2 separate regions of the Homo sapiens genome follow, and region 1 is linked to region 2. Evidence: chromatin loops called from intact Hi-C (ENCODE). Cell type or tissue: IMR-90. All regions are shown on one strand.

Region 1 (8,000 bases), 60 kb before region 2:
CAGGGGCTCAGAGGGTGGAGGGAAGTAACTTCAATCTGGTTTAAAGAAACCAGTTATCAGAGACAGACAGGGCCTAAAGAAGGTATGGGTGGCTCAGAGTTTTAGGAAGGAAAAACAGGAAGTTGGGCTAATAGGGATAGCGTGATAAGAGAACAAGTGCTAGGCTGGAATACCAGGGGCCTGGCCTTGCCTGTGAGCAGCTGCTGCCCCTGGGGAGGTCACTTTGCTTTTTGGGCTGCCTTATTTTTATCACCTCCAATTGGAGAGAATTGAGAAAGATGAGCTTTCAGGTCCCTTCAGGTTTTTACCGTATGGTTCTATGATTTTGAGGGCTGGCATGTTTCCTTGGTTGCTTCCAAAAGCCTCTGACCACAGTCCCTCAGGCTGACCCTCTTGTGCCCAGTAATGTGGAAAGATGACCTTCTGCTCACCAGCACATGCTTCCAAGGGCTGCGGAGCCTGGGACAGAAGGTACGGTGGGAAAGAAAATGAGAGGAGCTGGTTGGGAAAGATACTCACATGCAGAAAAGTTTCCAGCAAGTCAGAGGTGAGAGTAAAAGATCCAAATGAAAAGCTAGAGATTGCTAGGGCTCACCAAGGTTGAATAACTTGTCCAGGGTCTTAGCAGACTGAGGGATACTGGATGATAACACTTCTAAAATACTGTTTTGTATCTGGAAAATGCTCTGCCTTCAGTTTGCATTTTCTCTCCTTCTTCCTCCCAGTAATCAAATGAAGACGTTAGATTTGACATTTCCAGTGTGTACAGTACAGACAGGAAACTAGGTGAATGAAGTAATGCAGTCAATGTTCTGTGACTCCATTCTGCCCCTGGAAGAGGGATGTTTTCTATAATAGTCATGTGACTCAACATCTTCTTGTCTTCTTAGAAAGGAGTGAGAGAATAAGATAGCCATCTAGCACTTTCCCCCCTCACCTCTCCTACAAACTCTAGCATCTCATTTTACAGAAGGAAAGGCTGAGATGGAGGGGAGCAAAGTAGTCTTATAACAAAGGCAGAAGTGGAGCTTGCTATTTCATCCAGTGTGGGTCACCTCAGGTCACCTGGGGCACATCCTATGTGCCCAGATACTTACGGAAGGGGTCATTCTGGGCCTTTGGCTCCACACTGAGGGGCTGCATTTTGAGAATCACGAGGTTGGGACTCCCAGAGGAAAGTTGAGAGTTAGGAAAACTTCAACAAATCCTCAGGAATAGAAACAGAACATGAGATGAGAATGTTTGGGACAGCTCTGCTGTTTGTTTCTGTGTATGTGTTTGAGGGCCCATCTCTTGCCAAAACCAAGCTCATTTCTGCATATTTGTTTGCTTAATATGAAATACTCCAAAACTGCTCTTCATATTTGTTTAATCTGAAATGAAAATGACTCAGCAGAGAGGAAAAACAAGATTTAAATGCCCTGAATGGCCCCTGAATTAAAATACATAGCCCTAAATCATGGGGGTGTTCTTCTCCCCACCAAATCTTAATCTTCAACACACACAAATGCAAGTGCCACACACAGTCATGCACACACACACACACACACACACAAACATTGTATTTGCCTGCCCCAACTTGACCTCAGTCCCTTTATCTCTTTTCCCCTTCATACTCCAGCCTTTCCAGGGTCCTACCTTTCCTGCAGGGGAGGTGCATTTGAGCTTAGGTGGAGAGGCCTGGCCTGGGCTACAGGCCACAGATGATTTTCCTGGAGGGCCAGCACTTCCTCTCCAGTCCAGATCACAGGCTCAGTGTCAAGATCCCTGGGGGAAATCTGAATTTTCATTCTTCAGCAAAGTCGAGGCCACCTCAGATAGTCCCTAGCTTTTGGATCTGGAAAAATGGACTCCGTGGAGAGAATGGCTGTCTACCAAATCAGACATGTCTTGCTTTTTACACAAGCTGTATTCCTGAAAAGTTGGGTATAAACTGGATCTTGGTATGTTGCATCAATTTTGAATGTACTGAAAAGATTTGCTATTCAAAGGAACCCAGCACTGGATTCTTTTGTCAAGGGATGAATTACTTTGTAATGGCTACTCATCTAGTGATTTATGAGTTTGGTAAGTAGATGGAATATTTTTATATACTGAATGTTATTTTAAATGTACTGTGTGGGATTTTTTATTCAAAGTTACCCGGCATTGAATCCTTTTGCGAAGAACTATTCTGTAGTGTAGATAAACATTTCATGATTTATGAGTTTGGTAACTTTAGGCATTTCTTAAAGTGGGATATACCCCTAGTTCTGCTTCAGAGAAAAAGTTGTTTTTTGCAATGATCAGACTTGGAGAAAAAAGAGTTCTACCATATTTGAGTTATGGTCACTCCTGAGGGGCTTAGGAAGAATGGAGGTACTCAAACTTTCCATTTTGTTGGAGCAAAAGATCCAGGAGTTGCCTGCTCTTCTTACTTTCCATATTATCACTGGGGTGGAAATGATGGAGGTATTTTTCCAAAGAAATGTAGTTCACTATTATAGCTACATTTCAAAGGTGTTTCTCTTCATATCTATATCATTTGAATATATATTTATATATATATACACACACATACATATATACACACACATGCACATATGTTTATACACACACATGCACACATGTACGTATATACATATATAATCTATCATGTGTATTTAGATCTAAAGCAAAGACATTGCAGTAGGGCTTGTGTTTTGAACCACTGAAGGGCTGCTGTTTCCACCAGTCCAGAGTGCTGGGGCTTGCTCTGAGATCACCAGGGGTATAAACCAGGCAAGAGGAGAACTTAACTTCCTGCTCACTCTTTCTCACTTGGCAGGTCAAAAATCATTTCAGCACTTATCTCCCAAGGTTCCTAGCTGTGTCCCCATACCATCCTATCTGAGCACTAGTGTGAAGCTTGTTTTGGGAAATGATCTGATTGCTAAGGCAGTTGGAAAAGAGAAATATGGTGTCATGTGTGTACAACCAAGAGCTGATCTAGGATGCCCACATATTCCTGGCTCATCCATGAGCCACATATTCATTGAAGTTCTTATAGGTAGGAGCAAACCCTGCCTATAAGAACCCTACATGGACTGGAACTGTGTCAGGCAGAATGTTCAGATAACTTACCCTTTCACCATGATTTGGCCCTGAATGTGTCTCAGAAAAAGGCTTTTAGAAGCTCACCCAAGTACAGAGATAATTTGTGAGACATTTAACCTCTCAGACTCTTGCTTTTTTCTTTCCTGGAGAGCTGCTAATTTCTAGTTGTGGCTGCCACACTCCTGTCTGCCTGATCTTCCATTTTACTTCCTGGTTTCCTGGTGGCTTTGACACATGGCCTGTCCAGATCCCAGTGGGGGCAGTCCTGAGATGGAGAGCTGGTGGTCTTTTGTCAGATCTGGGAAGTCCTGAGCCATGACTTCCTTTGAAATCAATTTGGAATGTCCATCCAGCTTGGCTAGGGAAGAGGATTTTGACTGTGAAGAGGGAAGTGGGTTCTTTACTACAAAGGACATATTCTCTCTGAGCCACATGCTCCTTGATGTTCTTTGGTAAATATTGGGCTGTGGTCCTAGAAACACTGACCTTGGAGTCAGGCGAACTGGGATCCAGTTCTTACTCTGTGGTCTTCTAACTTAGTGACCCAAGCAAGTCAAAATTAATCTCATTTCGAGATAGAGATATGCAAGATCCTTGACCTTCAATGACTCATGGTCAGGCTTGAGAGAAAGTCAGGTAAAGAAGCCAACTCTAATTCAGCACAATGAATGGGAAGCACCAGCCAGACCAGGTAAAACAGCCTCAATTGAGGGTGAAGTGACTTAGGGCCGTACTTTTCTATTGTCAAAAGGAGATGATAATTTCTCTCCACAGGATTGTGGTGAGGCTCAATGATGTAATGCATCTATAAGTAACTGATAAAGTTCAGGAATTCTAAAATAGAAACAGGCAGTAATTCTCAACTGTTTTCTTCTTCCACTCTATTCATGTGCAAGATGTGCTAAGACATTTCCCAATACAACAAGTGATTCTTGAAGTATAGGACGTGTTCCCCCCACACCTCCAACTCTCGGAAATGCACAGAAAGTGTCCTTGAGATTCTGATAGCCTGCTTCCAGGAAAAATGTTTTGTTTGGTTTTGTCAGAAAAGCTAATATAAATGACATTAACAAGGAACACATTTTCCTTGTTGAAAATCAAAACATTACAAATAAGGCTAAAGTCTCCCTTTGATCACCATTCACAATCTCCTCTGACAAATACAGCAGTCCATCTCCTAACTCTGTCTTGGAGGGAACCACTGCTGTCAGCATGGTGTTTAATCTTCCAGATCTTATATATATATAAATGTACATGAGTGTGTGTCTATCATAAAAATATATAGTGTGCTTTACATAAACTTTGCAACCTTCTTGTTCACCTAAAAACATGTCATAGACTTCAACCGTTGTAACTGTGAGTAGCTCTAATGCATTCATTGTTACTATTGCATAGCATTTCACAGTAGGAATATTCTATAGTTAATAACATTATCCTACTGGTAGACATTTTTCTAAGTTTTTGTTGTTAAAAAATATATTGCAAAGCACTTTTTTGTGCATGCCTCATTGTGTACACACACAAGTCTTTCTTTAGGGTAAATAAGAATAAATGGGATATAGAAATTATGGTATATGTATTTTTATTGAAATTATCTTCTAATTTATATATCCAGCAGCAGAGTATGAGAGTATGCATTTGCCATATTATTGCCAAAGTTTATATTATCACACTTTAAAATTTTGCCAGTCTGATAGGTAAAATTGGCATTCAACTACTGCTTTAATGTTTGTCTTTGTGACTACTTGAGAGGTTGAATACTTTTAGATGTTTACAGCATTATATTGTCTCCCCTGTTGAATGCTTTTTATTTACTTGGCCCATTTTTCTAGTGGCTTTTAAAAAATGATTTATAGAGATTATTAATACTAGAAGTTATTTCATTATACAATTTCAAATATTTATCTTAGCCAGTTGTTTACATGTTATGTTTATGATGTCTTTTGGTCTTAAAGAAGTTTTGAATTTTGGTGGAAATTTTTATTATTCTTTTCATTTCTGGATTTTGCTTTCCATGTCTCATTTGTGCAGGCCTTCCTTATCTTTAGCTCATAGCAAATTTTTCTAGATTTTCCTTGAAATATTCTTATGGTTCCATCTTTACATTTTGGGCTCATTTTTGTGAGGTGTAGATATACCTTCATTTGCTTTTGAAAAGGCTACTAAAGCATCTGAAACTTCTTCACCAAGTTTAAATACCCACCTTCTCATGTAGTACATTTCCATTTATTCATGAGTCTTTTCTGGGTTGTTCATTCTCTTCAGTGTTCTGCTTATCTATTTCTATACCAATTGCATACTCAGAGAGGCCTTTGCTGGCCACCTTACCTAGAACAGCTCTCATTCCCTTTCTGTTACATTACTCTATTTTATTTTCTTCCCTGTACATATGTTTCTTTAAAATTCTTCTTCATTTACTTGTTTTCTTATGTACTATAAGTTCCATGTTGGCAGGAACCTTCTTTGCCTTTTTTACTGATGTGCTTATCACCTGTAATAGCACCTAATAGATATTTACAAAATAGTTGCTGAATGAATGAATGAAGGCCAATGGCTTGACCAGGGGTGTTTGCATTTTGAGTTTTATTTCTTGAGGCTTAAATAAATTGTCAAAGGGGTTTGTACTACTAACTAAATAAGTGGGTAGAGAAGGGCTTTCCTAGCAGCTCCTTGACATGCTTCCATGTATACTTTTGAGTTCTGTTCACATGTCACATTGTTTAAATATTGAACCCTTGGAAAGACTCATTCGAAGGTGCAGAAAAGGGTGATTCTGCTCACAATAAGCTTTAGAGATACTTCCTTTTAGGGTATGGAATTTAGAATGACCAGATGTAGTCACTGAATATATGGCTCAAGGCAATCATTAATTCATTCTGCAAATACTTATCAGGCACTCTGGTAGTGTTGAGACTACAACAACGAATAAAATGAACATGGAGCTTGTGTGTGTTGGGGGGGAATACAAATTAAACAATCACAGCAATGAATATATAATGAGAAACTATGATCATTTCTATATAGAAACATTATGTTTTTAGAGCATGTAACAATCAAGGGGATGAGAGAATATTTTGCTGAGAAAGTGACCATTTAGTAGAGATTTGAACTAGGCAAAGAGAGGAGAGAAACTTCTTGGCGGAGGTCCTTAGGCAAAAGAAAATGGAAGAAAAAGAAAAGAAGCTCCAGTGTGACTGAGGTGGAGAGGATGAGGAGAAGGGCAGCTCTGGTGAGGTAGGTGGAGCCCAGATCAAAGGATGATATAGTGTGATGATGAGCAAAAACAAAAGAAGGAACAACAAAAACAACAAAAACCCATGTGGATTTTGAAGTAACACAAGCCTTAGGTTCACATATGAGTTTGGTCACCTATCAGGTGTGTAACCTGATTAGCTTTAACCTCTTTCTCCTTAGCTTCCTTGTTGTTGAAAACAAACCTCATTGAGTTACTGTGAATATTGTAAGAGATGGTCTCTGATTCGTAGTAGAAGTACATGGTATAGGTATAATACTTCTAGGTGCTTTACAGTGCTCTGTTTGTTAGCTGACAGTCATCTAATTTTAGGCAAAACAGAAAAATAATTATTGCTTTTGGAGATTCGCAGCTTGAAGCCCGGCAACAGTTTCAAAAAGTAAATTAGTCAACATTTTTTGAACACTTAGTAGGTTTGGCTTAGTTCAGTTAAAAACCATTTTTGAGCACATACTTTGTGCACGATGTAAAGTAATACTTTGGCAATATAAGAATGAACCATTTTGAAGTTAATGATTAAATGGATAATTTTATAACAATGTTGTGAAGGATCCAGTAGAGTTAAATTAAGCATGTGTTTTGGTGAAGGAAAGAAAGGAAATGATGTGTGGGAGACATTCTTTGCAGAAGGAATTATTGGGGAAGGTTATGGAGGGGAGGAAGTTACGGCCAGTAACCCATGAGAGAGGTGCCACAGGAGAGAGAGAGAATTCTAGGACTGTCCTGCAAAAGACTGCTAGGAGAGGGCGGTGAGCCAAGTCAGTCCTGGGCCTCAGCACTTACTGGATGGCTGCTTACAAAGAGCTCGGGTCTCTCTGGAAGGACATCCTGGATTATGGTCATGAGTTAGTGCTCAACTATAGCCAAGACCAATGTCTCCAGGATTCACCTGTGTGTTTCTTTCTCTGGGCATGTTTATTTAGGGACTTATTTATGGAAATAGTGTTCCCGTTGCTGGAAGTGGCTAGGAACACTGAGACATGTATTTTATCTTATCCAAATCAATTGCTATGAAACTATGCTCATCACCCTTTGTAGTTGTAGATCACATACCCCTCAGCCCCTCACTATGGGGCCATTTAAATCTTCCGTGTTTTATTTGCTTTGGATCCATCCTCTTCAGTCAAAACCATCTGACTACATTGCTTTTTTTTTTTTTTAACCCCTCTGGGTGTGTCAGTATTATACTGCTTAGAAATTGTCTTAGAAAGCTTCTGTTTCCTGAAAAAGAAAACTCCTTACTCATGTCATCCTCTGATTTACTCCATCCCTGTTATTGCCTATTAAAGTCTTGTCCATCCTTCAAGAACCTGATCAGATATTTATTTCTCCATGAAGCCTTCCTTAATCACTCCAGCTTAAGGGAATTTCTTCTCTCTTTATAATATTGTGTCACATACTATTTCTAATATTGCATCCAATGCTTGCTTGATTATTAGTGTTACTCAGAGGGAATTTTTTAAAAATCACTTTGTATTCTAGAACAGTTTTTTTTTTTTTGTCTCACTCTGTCGCCCAGGCTGGAGTGCAGTGGCACAATCTCGGCTCACTGCAACCTCCACCTCCTGGGTTCAAGTGATTCTCATGCCTTAGCCTCCCAAGTAGCTGGGATTACAGGCACCCACCACCAAGCCTCGCTAATTTTTGTATTTCTAACAGAGACGGGGTTTCA
Region 2 (8,000 bases):
ATTTTTCCTCCTTTAGAATGCTGGAAAACACTAGTGTTTAATGAGGTATTCCAGAGTGAGGGTGGTGGTGAACTGAAGGTTCATTGAACTGCTTGAAGAGGATATGTGACCTTCTTAAATAGTCTGTTAGGACCACATTTTAGCCAAGGGGGAAAGTCTGTGTTCTCTGCTATATGAGCTCTTTTTCTCTTTATTTGAGCCACAATTTACCATACTTCTCTGAGTCTTTATTCTGAGGCCTGTTGGAATATCTTCATGGGCTAAGAGAGAAATGTTGGAATCTCCAGGTAAAAGGTAGAGCAAACATTTTGCCCTTGAATATTTAACTTGGTCCTCCAAGAAATTCTACCCCTGTACATCCTGAGTAAGATGACTCAAGGTGCTCTGGAATGACACCCAGTGTTTCTTCCTGGGAACAAAATTTTATGTGGAAAATCATTAAGTACACACATACATTCTAAGAACATTACTTAACATAGCTGTAGACTGTATGTAGCATTATTTGTAGGATAATTTTGGTGGTGTCCTCAACATTCCTTCTTTGAGAGATTTAACCCACATATATTGAGTACCTACTTTGTTCTGAGCTTCATGCTTAGTACTGGGGATATTACTGCAACAAAAGACCTTCAGTCTAGTGGAAAAGTGCACATCTAAGTTTCGCCATTGAGCACCAAAGCTGTGTTTGTTGGAGTGGAGCATTTTACATGTTTAAACCCAAATAGTCACATACATGCAAATGCTGGCATTTGCCTTTTGATGGAGCAGGCAGGTTATATTAGATAAGATACCACAGAAGTAGTTGCTTTGTTGTTCTCCCTCCCTTATTAGGTGTAAGTCACATTGTTATCTCTGGACACCCAGGGCTTTCCTGTCCCATGTTGTAGCCATTTTATTTTTGGTTAGTGAAAATATGGGTCAGTGGTGGGTATTATCCTAATCTAGGGTATCAAAATGATCAAGTAGAACTACTGATTCATCATGTTATAGCACATGCATTAAGTTAATAAACAATTTATGTCTATTCCAAAACCAAGTAGTTAAAGGGTAAGCCAGGAAAACCCATCATTTAATAAAACATAGAAAACTCTATAAGATTGAGATCTTTGGCTACTGATGGGTTCTTATAGCAACAGGGAGATAATCTTTTTTTTTTAAGTGTTTCAGAAAGCACATCATAGAAATTAGAAGATCAAATTCTACCTTGAAGAAATGAAGGATTATTCTAAGTTCCTACAACACAGGCATTTGTGGAACCAGACTGCATTCCTAGCACGTGCAGTGTTGCTGGGGTTAAACAGTAGTAAAGAGTTATTTCATTTGAGTGGGAGAGCTGAGTTTAAGAAGAGGAGGCATTGACCATCTCTTTTGTGCCAACATGCCTTTCTCCTTGCTCTTCTCTTCCAGGCTTCTCGGAGGATGCTGGATGATGAAATGACAGTCAGCCTTTCCCTGCCAAGTGATTCTAGCATGTTCAACAATAACCGCTCCTCATCACCTAGTGAACAAGGGTCCAACTCGACTTACGATCGCATCTTTCCCCTTCGCCCTGACTACCAGGAGCCATCCAGGCTGATACGAAAACTCCCAGAATTTGCTCCAGGGGAGGAGGAGTCAGGTGAGGATGATGTGGTGGGCAGGGTGTCAAGGGAGAAACCTCAGCAAGCATCAGGTAGGTATGACACGCCTGCTCCCAGTTCATTGCATCTATTTTTAGTCTCTGCTAACCTCCTGAGAAGTCCACATTCTCTTTCTAGATTTGGTCTGCCGCTGCTCCTGGCCTAATTTGAGCAACTCTCCTTTGCTACTGAATATAAGATGTGTGGAGGGACCCACATACCAGAAAAGAAAGAAAAAAATAATAAAACATGTGAATTAGGTGTTGACACCAGAAGAACCTAAACAGTCCAACCAGTCTAACCTCATTTTACATGTCGGGAAAGTGAGAAAGTCCAGATAGAGTACTCACCCAACACCAAATTTCATGAGTGGGTAAAGGCAGGACTAGATTTTTACCTGGAGAAATAAATAAATAAATGAAGCTAAAGACATTCCAAAATTCCCAGTGGTGTAGCCATTTAAATAACTAAAATAAATAACTACTTGAGTTATCTATTTTTTGTGAATTTCTCTTTGGTAAACGTTTATTAGAGTAATATGAGATTTTATTATGAGAGTAAAACATTTCTCACCTTTTCTCAATAAAAGCATTGAAATAAAACAATAAAACAGGTAAAACAGTAAGTAGTGTCAGTTGATTCAAATTTCGATGTCTTTCAAAAAATGATGCAGAGTCATATCAGAAGGGAAGCTGGAGTCACCTCTTTAGCTCAGAGCAACTTTTCTATAAGATCATCAACCTGAGGGACCCGAGTCAGTAGAAAAGAACTTGTAGTGTTCAGGAGAGAGGAGCTAGGCCTGAGCTGGATGTAGAAGCAGACAGGACTAAATTCAAGAGCATAGGATTTTATAGGAAGGAGCCTGAAGGGGTCTTTTCAAAGGATAAAAGGAAACTTGCATCTATTTTATTATTCAATGGATAGAAGACATGAAAGAGCATGCTAAATTCAAGTAATTTCACAGAGACAGCAAGAATAAAGGATATAAACTAATTTATTTCTTGGGGTGAATGGAAGTAATTTACCTATTTCCTAAGTCTAAAACATCCCCCACTTCATATTTTAAGGCTTTTTTAAGTTAGAATATGTCTTAAGCTAGATCATATGTCTTTAATCTGAAAGTTTTTTATACCTAAAATCAGTTTTTAAGTCAATAACAGTGTCTTAAAATTAAGGAAATAAGTTATTAAACCTTCAACCTTTAATATTCCCACCCTGATATACCATGAGCCTTCCTATAGCTTCACCACACAATTCCACAAGTTTAGCCACAGAATTTGTTAATGATCATGTATTATGAGGAAAAGAATGAGAAATAAAATGATGTTCTACATTCTGTAGGCCACAAGAAAATCTCTAGAGGAAGCAAAACCATTTTCCAAGTAAGAATGTCATGAAGCAGGTTAGGCTTTCACAGGGGCATGTTTTAGCCCTCCTCTCAGAGTTCCTTCCTGAAGAGATCTCCAAAGACACTCCACGGAATGAGGGCTCGTTGCCCTTGTCTTCCCAGGCTGCAGCGGTGTTGTGAAGCCAGTCCAGCCCAGTGGCCCTGAGGGGGTGCCCCACTATGCAGAGGCTGACATAGTGAACCTCCAAGGAGTGACAGGAGGCAACACATACTCAGTGCCTGCCGTCACCATGGACCTGCTCTCAGGAAAAGATGTGGCTGTGGAGGAGTTCCCCAGGAAACTCCTAACTTTCAAAGAGAAGCTGGGAGAAGGACAGTTTGGGGAGGTGAGTTGATTCTTTGATTCCCTTATAGCTCGAAGAAGGTGGTTGGATAAAAATGATCAGTAGAACAAAGAGTCCCTTCCAGAGGTGGATTCACAACAGAATGTCTCTTCCATTTGTCTCTCCTTGCATTGTCCTCTGGATTTCAGTATTGGGTCAACCTAATCTTTGTCAAATAGCTGTGGAGTTCCTGGGACTTCTGATTTCTATATAGGAGTTTTTAAGGCAGGCAAGTCACTAGACTTCAGATATCTTGAAAAACATTCAATATTTTCAAAAATGTTTACAATAGATTATGGAGGGTGGGATCCAGAAGATGTGATCATCTTTTATGAACTGTCCAGGAACATTCTGCTACTCAATAGCCACTTTGTTTTTTTCCCCTTTAATGGGAGTTATATGTAAAATGGTCAAAAACAACCTCGCCCCTGCCTTTGGTCCCAGAATCAGCCACTAGGGAATGAATCACCAACTAAGATAAGGAGGAGTACTCTTTTCATTTGCCCTCAGAGTGATGCATGCATTATTAAACTTTTCATTCTTGCATCAGTCACATGAACCTTCTGGGAGCTCAAAGCAATGTTTTGAATTCTAATAGGAACTCTTCACCACTGCCGTCTAAACTCCAAATAAAACATTTGGTTTCCTAAGACATGTTATTGGTTTTCAGTGTGGATCTCATGTTCTCTCCTTAGATAGGTCTGGTGTTGCAAGAGGTTGAGGGACCCATGTTATCTGTTCATGGTGTGACATGTACTCATTCTGTCCCCTGGGTTGAAAACCCACATCTGTTATACTGTTACTAATAGACAGGAGTTTCTTATAATGCTAAACCCTATACTAAGGGATTATTTTAGGAAATTGCCTTACGTTTTACATGATCCAGTGACTAATGAATCGAAGTTCAAGCATTTGTAATAAAAGACATTTTATATTGGGCTATGCTGTAATATAATATTGTTATTGATTCATTCATTCACTTAGTGTTCCAAGCAATGTGTATTTCTAAGGCAGGAGAGTGGCACATTAGCTGGGTACTTTACCATTGTTTTAAATCTTATCAATTATTTGAATCATAGATATGTTACACATATCTTCTTATTGGTCTTTTGATCATTTTGCCTGAGTTGTAAGAGTTAGTTTATCTCCAGGAAATGCCCAGCAAGAGTACTGAGACATCTTCAGGAGAAATGATGATGCTGAGACTAGATGACTTTTGTCTAGGTTCATCTCTGTGAAGTGGAGGGAATGGAAAAATTCAAAGACAAAGATTTTGCCCTAGATGTCAGTGCCAACCAGCCTGTCCTGGTGGCTGTGAAAATGCTCCGAGCAGATGCCAACAAGAATGCCAGGTCTGTGGTCTACATTTTGAATTTTCCTTTAGGTATTTCATCTTTAGGACCAGGAATACTCCTGGATACTTCTGAGCAATTTTTTCTTTTGAGATGGGAAGGTCAGTGAGCTGCCTCCCATTTCCACTGTTATCCTTTTTCTTATTCCGATGGGGTCGGCAGTCCTCATCTTTTTCTCCACCTCTCTCAAACACAAAGGTACATTTTCCATTGTACTTGCCACATATTTACTTCCTAACCCCCTGTGCACAAGCACTGTACTTGTTCCCAACATATACAACTGTCTAAATGTGTACTTCTTTGGTCTTTATACACAGACATACTCCTGCATGTCATTACCTCCTCTTGACAAAGTCTTCAGAATCACACATGACTTTCTTGCTAAGCCTCTTCCAGTCTCCTTTTTTCACATTTCTATTTATTTTCTCATCCCTTTTTTCTCTTTTATGCTCCTTTTCTTCTATTTGAGCAACCCTCAAAATGAGAAGCTACCTCTATTTGGAAAATTATCTATGAACCTCAAAGCAAAAGGATCCACAGTTCTCTAGCAGTTTTCCAAACTGGCTAATAATCTCTTGGATCTTTTTCTACATAAATTGCAGTTTCCAGCCACACTTCATTGTCTGACAGCCTTTCCATTACAATAATGGTGAGTTAATCCTCACCCAGAGAGACAAGCTGGTTGAAAGCTGGCTGTATGTGTCCCAGAGAAATCTCCACACCTGGATAACATATGCATTTTCCCATTTGTGTTGTCTTGATTTGTCTCACTGATATTCATAGTGAAAAAAAGTTTATTATTCTTATTTTCCAAATTATCATAAATTCCAAGAATGGTGATAGACTTCATTAAAAGTCTTGCAATGGACAAGATGTAAGATAAAGAAGAGAGAAAGGTGAGGAAATGAAACTGGAGGCTTTAGAAATTTAACTGATAATTTCAATCTTTAAGATACTGGTAAGAATAAAAAGTGACATTCTCTGGGTCTTATAGAGAGACGAAGTATTTCTTATATTAATCTTAGCACATGATTGGAGAAAGTGGCATGAGGGGAAACAAAACCAAACCAAACCACAGGACATAGGATATGACAAAGCCTTTCTCCGTTGTTCCGATCGGTGAAGTTTGCCATTCCTCCACCTGTGTCCTTAGCAATGATGGATGGCCATGACTGCAAACCCTCCCAAGCCATGGAAACCCCTGGTTTGAGACGGAAGGGGGAATGAAAGAGGGGAGGTGTTGCATCAGGACGGCATTGATTCCAGTGGTTTATATTGACGTAGTATGACTTCCAGTCCAGGATTCCTAGCAAACTCTTGGAGGGCTTATAACTCATCTGCTCCAACAGTTTTGGGAATGTGGGCTAGAGGCCTCACTAACAAAATCTTGCTACTTTATGACCCAAGGGTGTCTGTCACCATGTACTCAAACAATTATTAGTCTTGGTCAAATGAATACTTCTTTTGACATGATTACCACCACAGCCTTTAAAGAGCTCTGTTTTCGACAGGCTACTAAATACATGTTGCAACTGACTGATGGTTCGTACTGCATTAAGAAAAGTCAGTATGAGAAAATAAAGAGTAATCAGATAAGCCAAAGATGGTTGTTCACATCATACAAAGTTTCTTCACTAGTAATAGAGTGACTCCATGGCTTTAAAAAAAAAAAGGTAAATATCCTCGTGCACTTAAGATATGATTTTCAGTGAAACATTTTACTCTGTAGAGTGGTTTTTAGCAGCCTATTTTTGATTCAGCAAATATTAATCACTTTCTGTGTGGCAGGGATTTTGTTAGATGTGAGGGATAGAAATGTGAATAAGTCATGGATCTTGTTCTCAAAAACATTACAATTGAATAAGGGCCCATGATATTTCAGGAGGAATAGAATGAGACAGATCCAGGTGTCAATTTCTCTGTCCTCTCAAAAGTTATCCAAAGGGAAACAAGATTTGGCATAATGTCCAGGAATAGGCCTTGGTGTGCATTCTTCTCTCTCTTGATTCTGACTCTGGCAACTTCTGAGTTTATCTATGTCTGTATCCTCCCAAGGAATGATTTTCTTAAGGAGATAAAGATCATGTCTCGGCTCAAGGACCCAAACATCATCCATCTATTAGCTGTGTGTATCACTGATGACCCTCTCTGTATGATCACTGAATACATGGAGAATGGAGATCTCAATCAGTTTCTTTCCCGCCACGAGCCCCCTAATTCTTCCTCCAGCGATGTACGCACTGTCAGGTAAACAAGCCAGGTCTTCCTTCTCCTCCCTGTGGTCATGAGAGTAACCTGGGATCTGAAAATAGGGAGCAGTGAGCCTTAAAGTGTATCAATGTTCTGGGATGGTGGGGGAAGTCAGTGTGCAGGGAATAATGGAGCAGCTGCCCTTTGGGGAAACGCAAGGGATTCATCAAGAGTAGAGAAAGAATGTTGAGCTTTCAACCCTAGTTTGTTGATACCATTTTAGAATGTGTACCTTTCACATCTTCCTGTTTCCATAGGCTACCTTCTGTCTTCTTGTCTATTTCCTCAGTTACACCAATCTGAAGTTTATGGCTACCCAAATTGCCTCTGGCATGAAGTACCTTTCCTCTCTTAATTTTGTTCACCGAGATCTGGCCACACGAAACTGTTTAGTGGGTAAGAACTACACAATCAAGATAGCTGACTTTGGAATGAGCAGGAACCTGTACAGTGGTGACTATTACCGGATCCAGGGCCGGGCAGTGCTCCCTATCCGCTGGATGTCTTGGGAGAGTATCTTGCTGGTAAGTTCTCAGCATTTTAAAGCCCTGTCTAACAACTGGCTTGTGGGCTCACATGCATGACACGTGGAGACAAACCTGAGACAGCAGGAGGCAAACTCAATAGACTGTAGTATTTTCTCTGATTTGAAATTATTTTCTTTGTGTACTAATTCTTATTATTTAATGCTTGCCTATTTCTGCTAAAAAATTAACACACATAAAAATTTAGGGAGAGAAGTTAAAAAGTATAAGAGATTTATTATCTTTGTTTCTCTTTATCATTTCTACCTAGTGATTGTTCTTAATTTAAGATATTAAAAACCTTATCATTTAAAGAAATGTTACCTATACAAAATATTTTCTTCTCCATTAGTTTCATAAGCATGTTTCTCATAATTACATAGACTAATTCCTATAATTGTATTTCAATACTTTTCAACATGTTCTTTTTAAGTTCATCATTCTTTGCTTTATAATTTTTATTTGATTCTTGATATTCCATACCATAAGTGAGTAATTTTTCCCAAATATCTCTATTAGAGGTA

The links. Peaks named below come from ENCODE experiments on the same cell type or tissue, not always from the same donor. Only the 100,000 strongest peaks of a DNase experiment are listed, where the experiment ranks them.
Region 1: it touches region 2 in a loop (2.1-fold over the local background); 3 of 110 quality-filtered maps call a loop at or near these places.

What each region holds. Positions count from the first base shown.
Region 1 is chr1:162,709,234-162,717,233 of GRCh38, forward strand. All of the region lies in intron 2 of DDR2 (discoidin domain receptor tyrosine kinase 2), which reads left to right. Among named protein-coding and RNA genes, the nearest start is that of HSD17B7, 77 kb to the right of the region's middle. RefSeq lists a silencer at 3,546-3,840. In IMR-90, no CTCF peak of the experiment used is centred here; no DNase peak of the experiment used is centred here; H3K27ac peaks cover 2,317 bases.
Region 2 is chr1:162,768,895-162,776,894 of GRCh38, forward strand. DDR2 (discoidin domain receptor tyrosine kinase 2) reads left to right here. Exons shown (of 18, transcript NM_006182.4): 12 at 1,408-1,618; 13 at 3,130-3,353; 14 at 4,575-4,702; 15 at 6,758-6,949; 16 at 7,242-7,476. Among named protein-coding and RNA genes, the nearest start is that of HSD17B7, 18 kb to the right of the region's middle. In IMR-90, no CTCF peak of the experiment used is centred here; a DNase peak (open chromatin) is centred at 3,867.